2 separate regions of the Homo sapiens genome follow, and region 2 is linked to region 1. A link is a contact called in ENCODE Hi-C or POLR2A ChIA-PET data. All regions are on one chromosome and are shown on one strand. The core of a region is the stretch at or near the end of the contact, and the rest is flanking DNA. Distances in the headings are between cores, read along the strand shown.

The links. Hi-C counts contacts between places; a loop is a spot of excess contacts on that map. ChIA-PET counts read pairs that join two places held with the same protein, here RNA polymerase II (POLR2A). Pooled maps may share reads with other maps.
Region 2: a loop to region 1 is called in a map of CD8-positive, alpha-beta T cell, with 9 times the contacts of the local background. The contact joins the promoter of KIF5C here to the promoter of RBM43 in region 1. A Hi-C loop is called at or near these places in 4 of 168 maps with a recorded cell type or tissue (CD4-positive, alpha-beta T cell, CD4-positive, alpha-beta memory T cell, CD8-positive, alpha-beta T cell and 1 more) and 7 of 50 pooled maps. POLR2A ChIA-PET finds 5 or more read pairs at or near these places in 1 of 52 experiments (T-cell).

The regions. Positions count from the first base shown.
Region 1 is chr2:151,260,520-151,263,241 of GRCh38, forward strand. RBM43 (RNA binding motif protein 43) reads right to left here and starts at 1,344. Exons shown (of 4, transcript NM_198557.3): 1 at 1,206-1,344. The coding sequence starts at 1,208. RefSeq lists a silencer at 888-1,157 and an enhancer at 1,198-1,427.
Region 2 is chr2:148,873,885-148,876,606 of GRCh38, forward strand. It overlaps KIF5C (kinesin family member 5C), which reads left to right and starts at 1,343. Exons shown (of 26, transcript NM_004522.3): 1 at 1,343-1,859. The coding sequence starts at 1,734. It overlaps KIF5C-AS1 (KIF5C antisense RNA 1), which reads right to left. Exons shown (of 4, transcript XR_001739733.2): 4 at 1-2,311. RefSeq lists a silencer at 1,167-1,636 and enhancers at 2,009-2,587, 2,588-2,722.

The sequences.
Region 1 (2,722 bases), core at 94-2,593:
GGTAATTTATCTTTAAAATCAAAGAAACTTCTCCCTGAACCAGTATTTTTAGAAGAAAAAAACATAAAGATGTAAATTTTGTTTGGTAAGAACTAGTTTCTATGAATCATCTAATGAATTAGTACTTCAATGACTTGCCAATATTTGTCCTTAACTCCCTTTCATAGGTTGGAGAAAGTATGGCTAACATAGATAATTTTACTGAGGTCAATTATGAATAATGAGGGTTGTTCATCTCTTCTACCCACGATTAAGATAAAGAAATGCCTAGAGAAAGACAGTCCTTTCAAGGACTTTGAAACGAGCAGCTTTTAGCCAAGACATACTAACGTGATGGCGCATTTCCTTGCATCAGTATTGTGTTATAACAGACTTGGCCATCTTATCAGAAAGCAAAAAGTATATAGCAAAACTTTACTTTTGTAAGTAAGGCATTGGGAAGAAACAGAAGATTCATTGACTGCATTTGTTTATATTGATTTTCTCAAAATCAGTTGTTTATTTTCAATGACGACGCCTCTACCGCCACCAGGTCAACAAAAACGTACTTGCTTTTGCATTTCCGGGACTCTAGCATTTCAGAGCAGGAATTAAAGGCCTTGCCAAGGCTTTTAAGCGATTGATGGAAACAAAACAAAACACAGAAGGATAAATTTTGAATTTGCTAAGACAAGAATTCGCACCAAGGCAGACATAAGACATGAGGATGTCTTCCTGACTTGCGTCCTTGGCTCGAATCGTTCTTATTAGCCCTTTTCAAAAGGCAGCTGTGACCTCCATTTCTGGCTAATCAGGCCACTTTTGTTCCCCCCGAGGCGTGGGAGGACAACAGTTAAGCCCTAACAGCCTGCGAAGCAGCTCCTCGACGAACGGCGGCGTCCCCGTCGCCTGGGCAGTGGGTGTGGGAGGTGACAGCCTAGTCCTGAGCCTCTGGAGCGGGCCTATACTGCACCGCCGTACGTGAATTTCAGGAGCGCGCAATGCCGCCACCTGGGAAGGGTGCAGCGAGGCTGACCTGAGTTTGCCCGCCGGGGTGGACGGCTCTCCGGGGCCCCCGGGGTCCCTGGGGCCCCTCCGTGCGCCGCCCCCTCCCGCGCAGCCCTGCACCCTGGCCCGTCGCGCCCGGTTCCGCGCCCTTCTAGGGGACCATGGCGACGGTACAGGCACGGACCTGCACCGCAAAACCCAAAGCAAAAGCAACTTGCCATGGCGGAGGGGAGACGCGCCCTCAGCGGCCGCAGAAAGCCCACAACCAGCGGAACGCAGGCGATGGGGAGAGGAGCGAGCAGGCAGGTTTTGGTTTCGTTTTTTGTTCCAGCTCCCTTGGAGGCTACGAAGAAAAGGGCGGTCCTTCCACCCGATCCGGCTGTTCTGCGACCTCGTGGCCTCTGAGTGGGAGCTCGGACTCAGGAGTGCTGTTGCCAGCGCCTGCCCAGACGCCCTCCGTAGTTTTGCAACTTGTGGAAGCACTCTGGAGAGAGGCCGAGAGGATTCCTCGACAGGAAATTTGGGAATTCTCTGGGTGATGCATCAGTGATTGCAATTTTGTTTTTACCCGTTTTGCTAAGCAGCAGCAACAACGGCAGAGTTGATTTAAAAAAAGAAAAAACGCAAAAAGGGAAAACACATAGTAGGTGGTGGCCGCTTCCTGTGTTGATACTGGGGGGCTACGCTTTTCCTAACATCAATCATCTCGTAGTTGCAGAGAGCCCTAGATGTCATGATAGTTTTGAATCGCATGCATTATCATGTAAGGGAGTTAAATATCTTGCATGCATGCTCTCTTCTGTGTTTATATATTCGATGCCATGAAATTGAAGGGCATGTGGCTAAAACCTTTTTACTACATGAAACTTTACAACACTTTTGAAAACATTTCAATTTGGTTGATGCGCACTGTAATATTTCTCCAGATAACTGTCCAAAATTTTCCATGGAGAAGGCTTTTATCCTCATTAGTTGCTGGCCTCAAACTAACCATCTAGGATATTAAACTTCTGCCAGAATTTTACATCCAGCTACCTTTACTTTTTAGAACGTATTCTCTATCATGTTATTGATATCAATTTCTACTTCACACAGATGGTTTTTTACAACAGCAAATCAAGTTTTTCTAACATCAGTTTTAAAAAGCCCTGCACTCAGTGAAATCTGGATGTCTTTCCTACGCCCTTATTATCTGTCCAGACTTCTTCCCCTTCCCCCACCGCTCACCTGGGCCTTTTCCTCTGCACAACCTACCCCAGTTCCCCAACCCCCACCTCAACCCCCAACGCCGTGTTGGTCACCTTCCCAGCCCAGACCAGGAGCCCTCTTGGACCTCTGCCGGGTGCTAAGGACACAGGATGAGAGCGCCAGGTCCCTGCCAGCAGAGAGCTCACCACCTTGTCCATGCCTTAGCACAGGAACCCCGAATGGCGCCTGTGGGGACACAGGGAATCTCTGGACAAACTTCAAAATCAAATCAATGAATGCATGAAGAACAAAGGTAGATGGCTAGCAGATATGAAGAAACCCAATCCCACTCCTAAGAAATGTAAATTGAAATAATAAGATACCATTTTTCACAACTAGATCTGCAAAACCAGAAAGTGTTAGCCTGAATGTAAGCATCAGAGTTGCTGCAAGCATAGATGGATGCAAATACTTCTAAAGATTTTTATCAAAATGTAAAGTGCAAAAAAATGTAAAATGCACATATTCTTAGTCTCAGCAATTCTAC
Region 2 (2,722 bases), core at 93-2,592, 2.4 Mb before region 1:
GAAACTGAGAATTGGATTGTCCTCTCTAGTATATTATGAAGTTGATCATTTAAGATGATGGGTCTCTGAGCCAGAGCCTGAGAATTACTTAATTTAAAAACAGATGAGAAGGTGGCACCTGGGTCTTTTTAATCTACTTCCACTGCACATGAGGAGATGAAATAGAACTGGTACTACTTACAAGGGTTTATAAAAGTTGATTTTAGTAGGTCTGTCCTCTCAGCTAGGCAGAGAACACTTGTATTTTCAGGTATTACCCGAATTTAAGCAACAGATGTGTTCCTAAAATTAACTAACTTATTTGTTTTATGATCATTTGTTCAGCACCCAATAACATCTAACTTTCAAGAGCTTATCCTATATACATGTCAGGCACCGTGCTAGGTGCTTTAAAAGCATCTGTCTTTTAATTCCCCCAGAAATCACAAGATGATATTATTCCAATGACAGAGATGAGGAAACTGAGTCTTAAGGAAATTAAGACTTCTTAATTTCCTCCGCTCTTAATTTCCTCCGCCTGTTGGTCATACATCTAATAAGTGGCTGAGGTGGGATTCACACTCATGCATTGCTTCTTCCTAGGGTAGAATCCTTATTCAGTATGCTGCCCACTATGTGCTAGATGCTACAGACACAAAGATATCAAGCAGATATCACCACCCAAGTGCAGTGCTAGAGACAGGCACAGCAGATTAGGGGAACATCAAGGAGGGCCACCAACTCTTTATAGGTGTTTAGTGAGCTGGGAAAGTCTGAGGAAGGAGGGTTGAGCTAGGTCTTAGAGGAAAAGGAAGTTCTGGAAAAATAGAGTGGACACTCAGTTGTTCTGCCAGCCCGGCACCATGTCTGGGAATACCATCCCTCTTCTTTTGGGAACCTTCCCACCAAGGGATTCCTCCATAATCTTACAAAATCCCTGATTCTGGTTGATTGGTTTAGCACTAGATGCCAACCTAAACCAAGGCCAATCAAACCCAAACTCTGAACAGACATCCATCCTTATCTAGTGGTAGAAGTTGAAGGATGAAACCCAGGGGCTATTGGGAGCTGTTTCCCAAGTGATTTTCTTTTGGGATCAGGATGATCCAGACCCAGTTATCTAGAGATTTTAACCGGAAATATTGGATATGACCTCCATCCGGTTCCGGCTTGGGCAGCCAGACCGGACTTGCAGGCTCTTGGAGGTCGCATCCTGTCCTTCCCCCGGCAGGTAGAGTGACTACAAGTCCCGGGATGCGCAGCGCTCGGAGTCGGGCGGGGGCCGGGCGGACCTCTACGGTGACGTCACCGTCCCGGGGCGGGCCAGGGGAGGGCGGGGCGGAGGGGCGGGTCTCAAGGCGGCAGAGCGCGCTGGTGCTGATGCAGGATGGCTGAGCGCGCAGGAGCCCGGGAGGTCTGAGCCGGGCGAGGCTCGCTCCCTGCGCATCGCCTCCTCCGCCCGCCGCGTGGTCGCGGGCAGGTGGGCCGGGGGGCGCTGGGCAGGGGCGGGGCAGGGCCAGGGCAGGCCGGTCTGCAGCCGGAGGGGCCGGAGCGGAGAAGCTGCCCACCTTCCCGGGCTCGGAGCGGCCGGGGCTGCTCAGCCGGCCGGGCTCGCGATGACCTGCTGAGAAGCGTCGTCGGAGGCTGCAGGAGGCGGCCTAGCTGTGGGCGGTGCAGCTCGCGGCCTCCTCCCTCGTCGTTCCCGGCCCCGGCCCCCCACCCATCCCCGTGCCCCCTCCCTACCGCCGGCCGAGATGGCGGATCCAGCCGAATGCAGCATCAAAGTGATGTGCCGGTTCCGGCCCCTCAACGAAGCGGAGATCCTCCGCGGGGACAAATTCATCCCCAAATTTAAAGGCGATGAGACCGTGGTGATCGGGGTAAGTGGCTGGGGCGTCTGCCTTCCCTGCTGCTCCGCGCCGCAGCTGGGCGCCCCGACGCCCCAGACGCAGCGGAGGTGTTTAGGCCGCCCCCTCGGACATTCCCGCGGGGCTGGCCTCTCGGGTGGACCTGACCAGAGACCCCTCGCCCCGCGCACTATGGTTCCCTCCCGGGCGGGTGGAGAGGCGGCCGGGAGCGGCGGGCCGGGCGGGGGTGGCGGGGGTGGGGATGGGGGGCGAAGACGGGCTCGGCGCCGCCATTGTTCGCCGGGTGGGGGCCCGGGTGGGCCCATTGTTCCCCACGCTCGCCTCGCCGCGTGGGTAGTGTGTTCGGGTGACCCTCAAGCCGGGTGCCCAGGCCCCCTTTAAAGTGTGAGCTCTGCAACCCGCAAATGCTTCTGGGCATCAATCAATTCGATTTACCAAACGCCTTGCCTCTTCTTCTCACGACCCTAGCAAAAAAGAAAGAAAAAGGGGTACAGGAAAATTTCTAGTCGCGTCTCGGAGCTCCCGCGGCAGTGTAGACGCGGCTCCCCGCGGTGTTACACCTGGCTCCGCGCGCGGAAGGCGGAGGGTTGGGGGAGTACTGGTGGCCTCGGTGTCCCCTGGAGGCCTGGTGTGTCTCCCGCTTCCTCTCACGCCTGGCTGCCCTGGATGTGGAGTCCCGGCTTGATCCCTCCCCTCTGGGATGACCTCCCTCCCATGTCTGCAGACCCTCTGATGCGCCTCACGCTGGGTGGAGAGGAGGCTGTGTCCACATCTGTGGGGCGAGGGGGCTCAGAGCGCAGTAGCCCCCTGTGCCAAGAGCAGAAGTTACTTCGTGCGGCTCGGACCCCCCTCCCTCTCTATCTCCCTTCCCCACC